Linked DNA regions of Mus musculus: regions 1 and 3 are each linked to region 2. The links are chromatin loops, found by intact Hi-C in ENCODE. Cell type or tissue: left cerebral cortex. All regions are shown on one strand.

The links. Hi-C counts contacts between places; a loop is a spot of excess contacts. Peaks named below come from ENCODE experiments on the same cell type or tissue, not always from the same donor. Only the 100,000 strongest peaks of a DNase experiment are listed, where the experiment ranks them.
Region 1: it touches region 2 in a loop (2.8-fold over the local background); 6 of 42 quality-filtered maps call a loop at or near these places.
Region 3: it touches region 2 in a loop (12-fold over the local background); 21 of 42 quality-filtered maps call a loop at or near these places.

Annotation. Positions count from the first base shown.
Region 1 is chr2:130,836,771-130,841,770 of GRCm38, reverse strand. 4930402H24Rik (RIKEN cDNA 4930402H24 gene) reads left to right here and starts at 1,626. Exons shown (of 37, transcript NM_029432.2): 1 at 1,626-1,807. The coding sequence starts at 1,725. In left cerebral cortex, CTCF peaks have their summits at 2,087 and 4,097 (motif pointing right); DNase peaks (open chromatin) are centred at 1,882, 2,536, 2,817, 3,481 and 3 more places; H3K4me3 peaks cover 3,538 bases; H3K27ac peaks cover 3,596 bases.
Region 2 is chr2:130,948,625-130,953,624 of GRCm38, reverse strand. The region is part of intron 6 of Atrn (attractin); the gene reads right to left. Among named protein-coding and RNA genes, the nearest start is that of Atrn, 45 kb to the right of the region's middle. In left cerebral cortex, a CTCF peak has its summit at 2,861 (motif pointing right); DNase peaks (open chromatin) are centred at 1,605, 1,970, 2,312 and 2,861.
Region 3 is chr2:130,816,899-130,821,898 of GRCm38, reverse strand. 4930402H24Rik (RIKEN cDNA 4930402H24 gene) reads left to right here. Exons shown (of 37, transcript NM_029432.2): 3 at 1,311-1,430. Among named protein-coding and RNA genes, the nearest start is that of 4930402H24Rik, 21 kb to the left of the region's middle. In left cerebral cortex, a CTCF peak has its summit at 2,998 (motif pointing left); a DNase peak (open chromatin) is centred at 2,676; H3K27ac peaks cover 1,520 bases.

The DNA.
Region 1 (5,000 bases), 110 kb after region 2:
GTGCAGCTTTTTTGGAAAACAAAAAGATGCCTCAAATTATTAAACACAGACTTTCAGTATAATCAAGCAGTACACTTCTAGGAGTATACTACATATACAGGAGAATTAAAAACATGTCTACACAAAAACTTTCGGTATTTGGTCATATTGGCATTAAGCTAAGGCACAGAAAGTGTGGAAAAAAGCTTCTATATTCATTAACTGATAAATGAATACAAAAGATGTGATATCTGCATACCACGACATTGGCCAAGCAACCAAAGGCACACAATTTTGTTCTGTGCTACAAATTGTAGTAGCCTTCCATCTGGACATGATGATGCAGGCCTGTAATCTCAGAATTTAGGAGGTTGAAGCAAGAGTTCAAGGGTTCAAGTTCAGGGGTTCAAGGTCAGCCTAGGCTACATAAAACATACCAAATGGAGGAGGAAGGAAGAAGGTGAATATCACATTTGCTTGTAGAGAAAAGATGTATTCTCAAAGCTGATTAACAGAGCTGGAGATGTATATAATGACTGGGTGCGTAAAAGCTCGAGGTGTTTCAATAAATTGACTGTTTAGCAATTTACAGTCTCCTGGCTGTTAACAGTGGTCTACAGAACAAAGCAGCTAAGAAAGGCTCTTTCATTCGGAAGCCTGGTCATTGCGCTGCTGATTGGGCTGCTGTCAATGATTAGCTGGGTTTCAGAAGCTGTTGATAACTGGCTGATTTGGAAGCCCCTGAAGAGAGGCTGTCTCTGATTGGCTGATTTTCAGATACTGTGTTGGTTACCTCTAAACAATGGTTACACATTCACGAGTTGGGTCTGAAGGCAAAATTTTATTTTCCTTTAAGTATAAAAATAAGCATTTTAGTTCCTTCTCTTTTTCAAACCTGCAAGAGATACCTTGGGGATTGTTAAAATCTTTATGAGTGGAAGAAGGATTTTTTTCAGCCAGTACTATTTATAAATAATTCAAAGGCTGATCATTGTAGCAGGGAAACTAGTCTTGTGGTGTTATAATTTACCATGAAAAGATGAATTTAGGACACGTAGGACATCTTGACAAGGTCGATATGTGATGCTAAAGTAGACCTTGTATATAGTAAGCAACTCTCCACTTTATGCAGGAAGGAACTTGGGCTCTGAGATTTTTTCTGGCCCACCGACCCACAGCTGGAAACAATTCTATCCAGACTCTGAACTGCAAAGGCAGGCGTCTCCTGGGATACTGTGAGCACACTGATGCCAGTGCTCTCAACAGGCCGCATCGCTAAGGGGCCGAACGTTCCAAGGATGGATAGGCAACTGATGTGAAACAGATAACTGTAGCCAGGCAGCGGTCCAGGACACCTAGAGATAAAGCCAAATACAGACCAGAAGAAGCCTAGCCCGGCCCTCGCGGGAGCGAGACCCCGCCCCGGGCGCGTCCGCGAGCGTGGCTGTAGCTCCCGCAGAACCCTCACCGCACTGAGAGACCTTAGGGCCCGGAGGTGTGGTGTCCCGGAGCCTGCGCCTGGCGGCCCGCACCCCAAGTCCGTCTGGCTCCTCCGCAGCACGGTGCGGCGCTGGGCCGGACTCACACTGACGCCCCCGCTGCGCGCGCTCCCGCCCCGCCCCCGCGTGCCCGCGCGCGCCGACCCCGCCCCCTTGGCGCACCCTCGCTCCGCCCTGCCGCTGGCCCGCAGCGGTGCCGGCCCCAGCGACCCTCCGCGGCCCCCAGGTCCTACGCCGCCAGCCTCCATGGACTCGTTCGACCCCCAGCAGCTGGGGCTGTCCCCCGCGCGCTTCGCTGGCACCTTTGGCAGTGGGGCGGCCTCCGTCAGGTATGCCGCGTCGAGACAGCCGAGGGTGGCCCGGGATGCGCCTTGGGGCGGCTACGCCTCGGGCGGCAGGGCGTGGTCTGATATGGCTTCCTTGCGGAGGATTGTTTCAAACGGCTCTGAGAAGAACGTTTGCCCAGGGACAGGCGGCCTTCTGGAGGGACCCTGCTATGTCTGTAGCTCGACAACCCACTGCGGTTTCCGGGAAGACCCCATTGTGACATCCCCACCCCATGGACCGGTTTTCCCTTAAACCTTCCCCACCGACAGCCCACCGCTAGAGGCCCTGTGTTCACGCGAGTGGAGCTCCCGAAACTGCCGCGTAAACCCCTTTGCTCCTAGGTGTCCAGACCCTTTGCCCCAGACTGCCGCTCGATTATAGAGTTTCCAGTCCCCTGCGTGTACAGGGAACTCCGCTCACCTGTCCCTGGCCACTGCATCCAACCCCTTTCCCTTGGGGAGCACCTGTTTCAGGGGCTTGAAGGTCATTGGGGGCGCAGGAAGAAAAAGGAAACTGGATGGAGAGGGAAAAGGAGGCTCGGAACCCCCCAGAGCGGCTGACACTAGGTTCGTGATAAGGAGTGCGGGTGGACTGGAAGGGGAGTTGATATTAGGGAGTGCTGCCCTGCCCTTTTCCATACAGAAGATCTGTTTCCAATTTCTGCTCTCTGTCTTTGGGGCTGACCTTGATAGCCGTCCGGGCTTTGTTTGTGAAGGAGCTAGTATGCGGCTGCCAGAGAAACGCGGAGGTTGGAGTGGTGGAGGTGTTGCAGTAGGAGCCTATAAGAAAGGGAAGGGAGGAGTCATTGGGGTTTGGGTACTGCTAACCTGTCATTAAACCAGAAGAGGCCTTTTTTGTTTGCTTACTTGCAGCCATTTGGCAAAGCAATATGCTATTGTTCCCTTGAGTGGGGGTTGTCAACTAATATTAGAATAGCTTATCCTATTTTCTGTCTTTTTTTTTTTTTTTAATTGAGACCGGGTCTCACTGTAGACCAGGCTGACCTTGAACCCGAAAAGATCCACCTGCCTCTGCCTCCTGAATGCTGAGTCTGTGCCACCGTGTCTGGCCGGCTTTTTCTGTGTTCTTGATTGAGTGTTGTATTGTGTTCTCTCTCTCTCTCTCTCTCTCTCTCCTCTCTCATGTCTGTCTCTCTCTTCTCTCTCTCTCTGTCTGTGTGTGTGTGTTTCTTTCTAGTATTGAGGGTCAAATCCCAATACATTGCTTTTGCTGGACAAGTGCTATAGCACATCTAGCCTTGTGTTTTGTAGAGTTTTGTTGTCTTTTATCAAAACTATGAAGAATGAAAATGACTTTTTTTTTCCTAAGACAGAGACTCACTTTGTAGGCCTGACTGGTTTTGAACTCACAGATCCACTTGCTTCTCAGTGCTGGGATTAAAGATATGAGCCACTTTGCTTGGCTTCTTTTTTATTTTTAAATTGTGTCTGTGTTTGTGTGTGTAGATGCATGTATTGTGTGTGTGTATGTGTTTTATGTGTGTGTATTGTGTGTGTATATATGTAGTGTGTATGTATATGTGAGAGAGAGAGACTCACTGTGCTTGCCACTGGGAGTATGAAGGTCAGAGGACACCTTGCCAGGAGTCTTTTCTTCCCTTTCTCCTATGTGGGTCACCAGGATTGGACTCAGCCAGGTCTCTTGGCAGCCAAGTGCCTTTACCCACTGAGCCATTCTGCAGGCCCCAAAACTAATTCTCATTCTTCATTTCTCAGGACTCCTTCATATACTCTGGCAATGTGTTTATTGAATGACTAAGCCGTGAAGGAAGAAAAGCAATGAGATAGTAATGAAACAATGCATCTGGGAGACCTGGTTTGCTTCTACTTTGACACTGTGTGGATTTCTCTGCCCCCAACAGGAATTCTTTCTGGGGTTTACAGTTTGTAGTGTGTAGCTGCTCATGGGAACAGTCTCCATCCTTTCTCAATCCTTCGGCCAGAGAGGATCACTGAAAGTATTTCAGCTTTGTATGAAATTTAAACAGGATGCATTAGAACTTTGAGCAGCCTGGCGATAAACCTCTCTGGAGGGATGTGTGTGTCTGCCTGTCTGCCTGTGTGTGTGTGTCCGGTGCCACATTTGTTTGATGTGGTGCTGGGGATGGAACCCAGAGCCGTGAACATGGTAACCAAATGCTCTGCCTCTGAACTGTATCCCCATCATAAGCTCGGGAATCTATTTAAATTTTAAAAAGAATTGTATTTTAAAGTAGTTCATTTTAGATTATTTCTGTGAGCGTACTGTGTATAAGGAAAGCCCAGGTGAATGCAGATTCCCAGTGGGTCCAGAAGAGGGCGTCAGATTCTCTAGAACTGGAGTTACAGGCAGTTGTGGGTCCCCTGACATGGGTGCTGGGACCTGATCTCAGGTCCTCTACAAGAGGGTACATGCTCTTAACTGCTGGGCCATCTCCACATTTTTATTTGTTTAACCAAAAGTATGTGTATGTATGTGTCTGTGTGTGTGTGTGTGTCCCAGAGCACATGTAACAGTCAGAGGATAACTTTATTCTTTCATCTTTCTTTTCCTTCCATCATGTGTGAATGTTTGCCTCAGGGATCCAATTCATGCCATCAGTCTTGGTGACAAACTCCTTTACCCACTGAGCTATTTTGCCAACCCTTGCTTTGAATACTTTGAGCCTTGGATGTGGAGAAGCAACTTTATCATAAAAATGCATCCCCAGAATACTACCTGCCATCTCTGTCTCTGTCTCTCTGTCACTGTCTCTGTCAGTCTGTCTGTCTGTCTTGCTATGGAGCCCTGGCTGGCCTGGAACGTGCTGTGTTGTCTGAGCTCACCTTGAACTTGTGGTGATTTCCCTGCCTCTGTCTCCAGAATGGTGGGATTACAGCAGTATATTACCACATCTGGCTTACTTATTTGATTTTAATTTTTTTTAATTATTTATTATTAGCAGGTTTGTGTGTGTGTGTGTGTGTGTTAAGGGAGAGATGCAGACATGTTGGCCCCAAGGCATGTGTGTAGAGGTCAAGAGGGTAATTTCCATGATCTGATTCCCCTTCCGAAGTGAGTCTGGCAATCGAGCTTGGTCATCAGGCTTGCACATAAAGCACTTTTACACACTGAGCCATCGCTCTGCCTCTTTATTTTCTTTTGTTTTCTCTTTCTCCCTCTTTTTTTCCTTTGATTTTTTAAAATTTATTTTTA
Region 2 (5,000 bases):
AGAAGCCAAGAAGAGTGTCAGATCCCCTGGGACCAGAGTTACAAATGGTTGTGAGCCAACATTTGGGCACTGAGAATTGAATCCATGTCGTATGGAAGAACAGCCCATGCCGTAACTGCTGAGTCATGTCTCAGTCCCTGTAACTGCTTTTCATGAAGAGAGACTGATGAAGATGAAGCTCGTATCAGTTTGCAATTCTAATGTGTATTTATGTGGCTATACAAAATCTAGATCTTGGTTTCAAAACTACTAGCATGAAAAATAACTACGATTTAAATAAAATCAAATTTATTGTGTTTCAAAACTACTAGCATGAAAAATAACTACGATTTAAATAAAATCAAATTTATTGTGTTGGTTTGCAAGGTACTGACAGATGTTGGGGTTGCCTCATTTGTTTTGTATCCATTGGTTATTTCAAACACATGCTTTTTCTAGTTGCTTCCTTTAACAACAGAATATTTGATACCATGATTTATGTCCTATTCACTAGTAAACTGCTTTTTCTAAATGTTAGGTGATCTTTTTCAGTTCAACCAGAATTAATTTTTTGAAGATTTATTTTTATTACTTTTAGCTATATATATGGATGTTTGTGGAGCATATGTGTGCTGGTGCTTGCATGGGCCATAGGCATTGATTGGTTCTTCCTGGAGCTGGAGATATGGGTAGCTGTGAGCTGCCTGATGTGTGTACTAGGATCTGAACTTGGGTCCTCTGGAAGAACAACAAGCACTCTTAACTGCTGAGCCATCTCTCTAGCCCCTAAGAACTTATATTTAACCGGGATACAGAAGAACTATTATGGATCCTTTGTGTGTGTGTGTGTGTGTGTGTGTGTGTGTGTGTGTGTGACAGAGAGAGAGAGAGAGAAAGAGAGAGAGAAAGAAAGAGAGAAAGAAAGAGAGAGAGATACTTATGTAACTAGTGTTGGTTTTGTTTGATATTTTTAATAAACCAAGGGGCTGGCAGGATTTCTCAGTGGTTAGAAGCACCTTTTGATTTCCCAGTGTACCCAGCTTTCTTTCCTAGCACTCACAACTCCCTGTAACTCCAGCTCCAGAGCCCTTCTTCAGGTGTCCTTGAGCACCACATACATGAGGTATACATTCACATAAATACACACACACACACATACATAAAGGAAATCTTAAAGTACAAATATCAACTAAAACAAAAACCGTAGGTGATAGCACACATTCTTCAGACACATCATTATGAATCATTTCAGGTTCAGCAGAAATTCTCTTGAAGCTACAATCTTTCCAATCAAACAGATGATTCTGTGGGACAGTTTAGGTTAAATGATTTAAAAGCAGCCACATCAAATTTATATACATCATGCAAATATAGTAGTTTATTTACAAAATTTTGTAAATACCACCTCCCCATTCAGACAAGGAAGCCAGACAAACTCTAGCTTGCTTTAATTAGCCAAGCAGTCAGCCATTCCATCAGAGTTGCAATCTGTGTACTAAAAGGTTGTGACCCAGGGAATATCTAAGATAGTGATGGAAATGCCATCACAGGAGTCGAAGTGACGGCAGCTTTAGACTGCTGAACAGAATTTGGTAAAGCAGACATTGGCCTGCGAGCTTTTTCTTTATCCTGCCTCACAGCTTGCTATTTAAGGCTTAATCTTGTCCAAAATTGGGTTACATCAGGAAACAGGAAAATAACTTCAGTATCATGTTATCCAACTGTGTATTGTTTACTTTATGGTAAATAATGGTGGGGTGGGGAGGGGAGGAGCCAGGTATCTTAGTTACTGTGCTATTGCTGTGAAGAGACACCATGACCAAGGCAACTTATGAAAGAAAGCATTTCATTGGGAACTTGGTTACAGTTTCAGAGAGTTAGTCCCTGACCGTCATGGCTGGAGCCTGGCAGCAGGCAGGCATGGCACTGGAGCAGCAGCTGAGAGCTCACATCTAACCCACATGCAGCAGACAGAGAGAATGTGTGGGCCTAGTGTGGGCTTTTGTGCAGGGATGACATGACATAGACAGACACCAAGATTCAAATCTATAAGCCTATGGAGTCCGCTCTCACTCATTCTACAACAGGCATGATGACATATACCTACAATCTCAGCACGTACTAGGCCTAGTACTTCAAGAGTTTTTTGAAGTTTGTTTGTTTGTCTGTTTGTCTGTTTGTTTGAGACAGGCCTCCTGTACCCCTGCTTAACCTCAAACTCCCTATGTAACTGAGAATGATCCTCAAGTTCTCATCATCCTGCCTCTGCCTCCATGGTGCTGAAGTTATAAGTGTGCATGACCACACCCAGTTTTATGTAGTGCTAAGGATGAAGTCTGGTGCTTCGCGAATGCTGAGCATGCCTTCTACCAACTGAACGACAGCCTCAGCAGTGGGCTGGTGCTGCAGTCTGGAGTATGTTGAGGTGTCTGAGATACAATGTCTATGATTAACTGTGTCAGCATTGAAAATGAATTTAAAATTTTTTTAGGGGAGAAGGCTAACTCTGAGCAGGGTGTCATGGCATTCACCATTAACCCCAACCCCCAATCAGAGAGATTTGCCTCCTCTCCCTCTCAAGTGCTTAAATTAAAACCTTTTGCTACCAGGCCCTGGCCTTCTTTTAATGTAAGATTTACTGTTCTCCCTATTGTTCTGACTGTGGAATTTCTAATGGTCTGTCTGGAGGCTCGCTGGCTCTTTCTTGCCTCTGTCCTGCCAATGCTAATCCACCCACTGGGATTTCTGTTTCCATTGCTGCATTTTTCAATTTTACAACTCCATCTGATATTCTCTTTTTAGATTTATTTATTTTTATCTTATGTGTCTGAGTGTTTTGCTTGCCTTCCTATCTGTGTACCATGCGCATGCAGTGCCAGCAGAGGCCACAAGAGGGCATCTACATCCTCTAGAACAGAAGTCCCAGCTGGCTGTGAGCAGGAGAAAATGCTCTTAGCCTCTCAGCCATCTTCCAGGCCCTCCACTTAAGATTCTTTCTAATAATTATTATTACATTTATTTATTTGGGCAAGGCCATGTATTTGCCAAGGCACAAAGATAATCAGAAGGCAACTGCCAGGAACTGGTTCCTTCTTCCACCCAAGTGGGTCACCAGGCCCAGCTGGACAAGTGCCTTAACCTGGCCTCTGGTATCCTGTTATGTCTTGTATTTGTTTTGGTGAGACTTTCTATTCTTTCATTTGTTTTATATGTGTGTAGCTGCTCATTGTAGTGTTTTAGGTAGGCCACCTTAAAATTCCATTTTTAATGCTGACACAGTTAATCACAGACATTGTATCTCACACACCTCGACATACTCCAGACTGCAGCACCAGCCCACTGCTGAGGCTGTCGTTCAGTTGGTAGAAGGCATGCTCAGCGTATGGGAAGCACCAGACTTCATCCTTAGCACTACATTCCTTGTCAGATAATTCTAATGTGTGTCACCCTAATGTCAATGTCTCTTTGATTTCTCATTCAAAACGAGATCATATTAGCTCTTGGCTGGGCAGATTTTGTATATCATGCTGTGAGACTCTAGATCCTCTTTGATTTTATGCCTTCTTAGACCCCTCCCATAGGATGGAGAAGGTCAACTTATTACTGCCATTACTGTTGCTGACAGCAGAGGTCAATGTCCTCACATGGCCTCTACTGGCACTGTCTGGGCAGAAGCTGTATTTCCAACTGGTGAACCTGAAAGCCCTATGACTACTTGGTGTCTCTGGTGCTAACCCTAGTCGTTGGGGCATCTTACTGTATCCTGGTAAGGAAGGACATCCAGGCTCCCCACTTAGCTTTACTGGCACAGATCAGGCCAGGGCTAGATTTCTGTGGCATCTGGCTGGCATAGAGACATTACTATTGAAAGTTTTGTCTTTCTAAATCCTTGGACTAAAGAGAGCACAAGATTTTCTGGAAGATCTTGCTTTAAATTTTTTTTTTATTCTTTTGAGATGCTACATATAATTAGAGGCCCTGCACATGGAGGCGAGAACCCCACCTCTGGGCTACATCCTACGTCTTTTCCTTAGGGTATTTTTTTTTCTTTCTTGTACCTATCAGTATTACTAAGTTGCAAATGTGCTCAGCAGTAAATTTAACATACATAGGCAAAAAGAAAAGTCTCAGGACACCCTGCCTCACACTGTTTACTGTGCTCAGGAGTACTGAGCCATACTGTTTTCTTGCTGCTGCTTTTTTTCTCTTGGTTGTTTACACACAGTGTTCAAGGTGTGTTAATCATAGTTAGTATTTCAATTTTTTCTTAGGTCAGCAAGAAAGCTCACAGAGGAAGAGTGCTTTGCTGCCAGCCTGATGACCTGGGTAACCCAAGTGATCTCACCTACAGGGTGGGAGCACAGCACAGCATTCCAAGTCTTTTTCTGACCACACAGGCACTATGGCACACAAACACACAGGATACATAAATGTTAAAAAAAAAAAAAGACTTTTATATTTTTCTCCATATAATTTAAAAGATTCCTCTTTCAACATTCCTTTTGCAAAGCAGTATCATTGTGTTTGTATATGTGTGTCCTTCCACATTTTGTCTTCAATTCTAAATTTTTAGAATTGTTAGCCTGGTCCTCTCATTTCTACTACTTTCTCTAGTAAACTGTCCTTTCATATTACACATCGCTCTCCTGTCACCTGTTTTAGAGCTGTCATCCATTTTATAAGGTTACTTCACTGTTCTACACTACTTTGTGTCTTTTAATTACTATGCCTGGGGTGATTCAAAAACTGTCTGTGATGGGTTGGTTGAGGATGGCTCCAATAGGTTCAACACTTGGTCCTGATTGGTGGAACTGTTTTGGGAAGGATTAGGAGGTGTGACCTTGTGGGGGAGTGTGTCACTGGGAGTGAGTGACCTTTGAGGTTTCAAAAGCCCATGCTAGGCCCAGTGTCTGTCTGCCTGTCTGTCTGTCTCCTCCCTTTGCTCTTTCTTCCCTCCCACTTGCTTGCAGATCAGATTCGAGCTCTTAGCTACTGCTCCCGTGCTGTGCCTTGCTGCTACC
Region 3 (5,000 bases), 130 kb after region 2:
ACTGTGCCTGCTGCAACCCTTTCTTCTCTTTTTTCTTTTTTCTTTTCTCTTTTCTCTTTTCTCTTTTCTCTTCTTTCTTCTTTCTTTTTTCTCTCTTTTTTTTTTTTTTCGAGACAGGGTTTCTCTGTGTAGCCTTGGCTGTCCTGGAACTCACTCTGTAGACCAGGCTGGCCTTGAACCCAGAAACCCGCCTGCCTCTGCCTCCCAAGTGCTGGGATTAAAAGCGTGTGTCACCACCACCCGGCTTCTTTTTTCTTTTTTTTTTAAGATTTATTTATTGTATGTAAGCACATTGTAGCTGTCTTCAGACACTCCAGAAGAGAGCATCAGATCTCGTTATGAATGGTTGTGAGCCACCATATGGTTGCTGGGATTTGAACTCAGGACCTTGGAGGTGCTCTTACCCGCTGAGCCATCTAGCCAGCCCAACCCTTTCTTTTCAAAACCACACAGAGAGCAGTTGCTTGCCTCTGATCCTTCCATCCTGCCAATAGCTGTAGTCCTCGGATGGCAAAGTCATTGAGAGACAGAAGTAAAGACAGTGTCGTGTAATTTCCTTTTGTCTCTGGTCCAGCCTTTCTAGACTAACCTTAGTGAAGGTTATCTGCAGGAGTGTGTGTCACTGCACCACCCCTTACAGTGCAGTCTAAACACTGCTTCTGACATTTGGGAAGGGCCAGTGGGTGCTAGTCTGTCCACTTGTCTTCCTCTTTTTTCGAACCACTTTAACTTGTCTTTAGTTGATCATATACGTTTTTTCATGAGGATCTCTCTGAGATCTGTTCTTAGGCTAACAAAATATTCCAAGATCTGTAGTAAATCCACAGAACACCATATTTTCTGGTTCCTTTTGCCCGTAAGAAATGCTTCATATGGGCTGGAGGTGGTTCATAGATAAGAGCACTTGGTGTTTTTCCAGAAAACCCAGGTTCTATTCCCAGCACCTACATGGTGACTCATAACCATCTATAACTCTAATTCTAGGGGATCTGGTAGATCATGGAGGGTGCTCTTCCACACATGATACACATACATATGGAAGTTCAACACCTATACATGTAAAGTAAAAACTGAAAGAAAAAATGCTTTTCAGAATTAACAGCCTTAGTAATCTTGTTGCTTAATTCTCCGACCTGTGTAGATTTTGAGATCCAAGGAAGGTACCTTATGCCTCAGCCCGTTTCTCTTACAAGGGGTCATTTATTTAGTTTTAGCACAAACCTGGTTTGGCCATCAAGGCCTTACTAAACGGGCTCTTACTGTATTCCATGGTATAGGCCAGCTAATCCTAAGCCTTCTTTGCTTTGCAGGAATTGACAGCAGGTACAATGAAGGCTGTAGAGAGCTGGCAAATTACCTGCTTTTTGGTTTGTACAGTCAGAATGCCACTGATTTTGAGAAAACGGGATTTTCTGAAGAAATTCTAGATGGTAAGTCTATATTATATTAGCAAAAGGTAGGAGAGAGTCATTTATTTCTTTGGACCCTTAATTCATGATTTTTTTTGAGACAGGGTTTCTCTGTATAGCCCTGGCTGTCCTGGAACTCACTCTGTAGACCAGGCTGGCCTCGAACTCAGAAATCCACCTGCCTCTGCCTCCCGAGTGCTGGAATTAAAGACCACGCACAGCTGTGATCTTCTTGTAAAAATTGTTTTAATTTTAATTTTACTGTATTGTACTATTTTGCTTGCATGTATGTATGTGTACTGTGTGTGTGTGTATGCATGTGTGTGTGCTCCCATGCTTGAGGCCCTTGGAGCCCAGTAGATGACATCAGATCTCCTGGAACTGGAGTTACAGATGGTTGTAAATCACCATTCACGTGTTGGGAATCAAACCCAGGTCCTCTGGAAGAGTAGCAAGTACTTTTAACTGCTGAGCCATCTGGACATCCCCAGTTCATGATTTTTTATTTCTGTGTCTGTGTTTTTTGGGTTTTTGTTATTATTTATTTGTTTTGAGACAGAGTCTCATATAGCTTTAACTGGCTTGAAACTCACTGTATAGACCAGGCTGGCCTTGAACTCTGAGATCTACCTGCCTCTGCCTTCTTAGTACTGGGATTAAAGACATACACTCAGCACCCTGTTTGTGATCTTTTAATAGGAAAATATAAGCAGAATTTAAATAGTCCAAAGCTCCACTAAATTCTTGCCTTATTTTGTTTTACTGTTTGAATAATGTGATTGGTCTTAAAATTGGCAGCCTTCTGGCCTCAGCCTCCCAAGTAGCTAGGATTATACCAGGTAAGATTTTATCTTTTTAATAGTGAAAAATAGCATTTCCGTGTTGACCTATTAAAATAGAATATTCCTATTGGTCATGGACTGGATAACGGACTGTCAGCAGCAGTTTTCAGAATACATTTATTGGGTAAATCATCTTTGAGACCAAAGCAGACATTGGTGTTTGGCTTTGTCTCTTGGCAGGGTGCTAGTTTTTCTTAGGATTGCCCGCTGCTCCTTTTCACGGAAGGTTCAGATCGTGTGCTGTTGCCAGTGAAAGCACTCTCTGCTTTGAGGCAAAGACGGACTGCTCTTGTAAGCTGCTCTGTGAGAAAGAAGATTTTATGTGGATCTTTAGCTGAGGAACAAGGGGCTATTGTCCTGCTGTCTTTGGGAATTGTTTTTTTGTGTGACTTTAATACAATGCAGGCTTTCTGCCTGCAGTCTGCCTTCTCTGGCTTGGAGACACTGCGAGCGTTGATGCTCCTGTGGGCTGTTGCCCAGGAGCTACTTCTCATATCGTGTACTTAGCATTATAAATTGTCTGCAAGATGAGTCAGGAGACATAGAACAAACAAGTAAGACTGGACAAGAGACTAGGCACTTGCAAGGCAGCTGGGATGCCATGAAAGCAAACATTCCATGTCAGATGATCTCACTTGAGTAGTGTGGTCTCAGATGGGGGGCCGTTTTGTCCCTTGGGGGACATTTAGCAATGTCTGAAGACAGTTTTGATGGCCATGGCTCGATCTGTGGCACTACTGGCATCTAGTGGGCACCAAGGCTGCTGCTGATCACCACAAAATAAACAAGAAAGCCTGTCATGCAGTGAAGAGTTTTCCTATTAAATAGTTCTGAGTTGTATCATCTTTGGAAGTTTACCTTGGAAAAGACCCCAATACTACCCATATAGTTTTCTTTTTTTAATATTTTTTAAGATTTATTTATTATTATTTATAAGTACACCGTAGCTGTTTTCAGACGCATCAGAAGAGAGGGTCAGATCTCATTACGGGTGGTTGTAAGCCACCATGTGGTTGCTGGGATCTGAACTCAGGACCTTAAGAAGAGCAGTCAGTGCTCTTACCCGCTGAGCCATCTCACCAGCCCCCATATAGTTTTCTTAGAGCTGTTCTTTTTATTAAGATCACAGAAAAAGGAGACTTTGAGTTAGTATCCTTTCTTCATTTTTTTCTTCCTTATCTTTCTGTCTGAGAAAATTTTACCTTGGAAAAGACCCCAATACTATTCATATAGTTTAGCTAGAGCTGTCCTTTTTATTATGATCGCAGAAAAGGGAGACTGAAAGTACTTTGAGTTAGCATCTTCTTTGGTTTTCCTTACCTTTCCGTCTGAGGTAAGCTCTCACTCTGTATCAGGCTGGCTTCAGATGCAGGCGCTTCTCAGCCTCTTGCTGCAGGCTTGCATGCACAGCCACCACTGTGATCTTCTTCAGGTCCTTTTCTTCTTAGGTTTTGACATTATAATACATTGTAACACATTTTCCTAACCTTTCCTTCATGTTTCTCAGCCTGCAGGTTGCAACCTCTTTGGCAACCCTCTGTCTCCAAAAGACATTTACATTGTGACAAATAACAGTTATGAAAGAGCAACAATAATAATTTTGTGGTTTGGGGTCACCACCACAAACTGTATGAAAGGATCACAGCATTAGGAAGGCTGAGAGCCACTGCTCTAAACCCTCTTATGTGGCCCTCCCCCTCTTTCAATCCTTGGCCTCTTTTTTCTTTAATTATTATTGAGCATATATACATACATACATATATACGTATATATGTGTGTATATATATATATTCCTATATCTAATCTCCTCAGTCCATATAATATTATTTTATGTATGCTTTCAGGGCTGACTATTTGTCACTGGACAGCCAGTTGGTGTGCTCTTCCTTGGGAAGAACAGCTCTCCCACTCGCAGCTTTTTCTCAGCGACCACAGTTCTGTGTGTAGGGTTGAGGCTTCGCCGGTTTTTCTCTGCCCATGTTGGCATGTCCATTGGTGGTGGCCCTGTGCAGCCCATGCTTGGACAGTCATGTTGGTGAGACTTCATAGATGCAGCTTCTAATGTTAGTAGGAGACACCATCAGTTTATTTTTTCAGTTTATTGTTTGTTTCAGATTTTGACTTTAAATTTCTTGGCCAGGAAAAGTGTTTCAAGCTTTTAATCCCAGCACTTGGGAGGCTTGCCTGGTCTACCTAGGAGATTCCGAGACAGGGCTAGGATAAAAAGACCTTGCCTTGAATAAAATAAAATGGCCTTTCTTTCAGGGGTCTGGGGAGATGGCTCAGTGGTTAAGAACACTGGGTGTTCTTCCAGAGGACTGGATCCAATTCCCTGTGCCTAGACAGTGACTCACAACTGTCTGCGACTTGAGTCTGAGGAGATCAGACCCCTGTCTCCTGGCTTCTCTGCAACTACCAGGCACACAAGTAATACACAGATATATATGCAAGCACAATACCCATATGAATAAAATAAAACAAAACAAAAATATCACATATAAAATAAAATATCTTCCCTTACATGCAGTGGTTTGGAAAGAATTTATTTTGGAAGTTTCCAGTTGCTACACATTTCATGATTGCAAGGACATTTTAGTATTAAAAATAAAGAGTGTGTTTAAATTCCCAGAGATGTGCTTTTACCCTGTAATTTTGCACAGGGGATACCTAGCAAATAAGCATTTTACTTCAAATTAATAAGGTCATTTTTAAATCCTTATAGTTAGAAAGTTAAGATCAGCAGATTTAT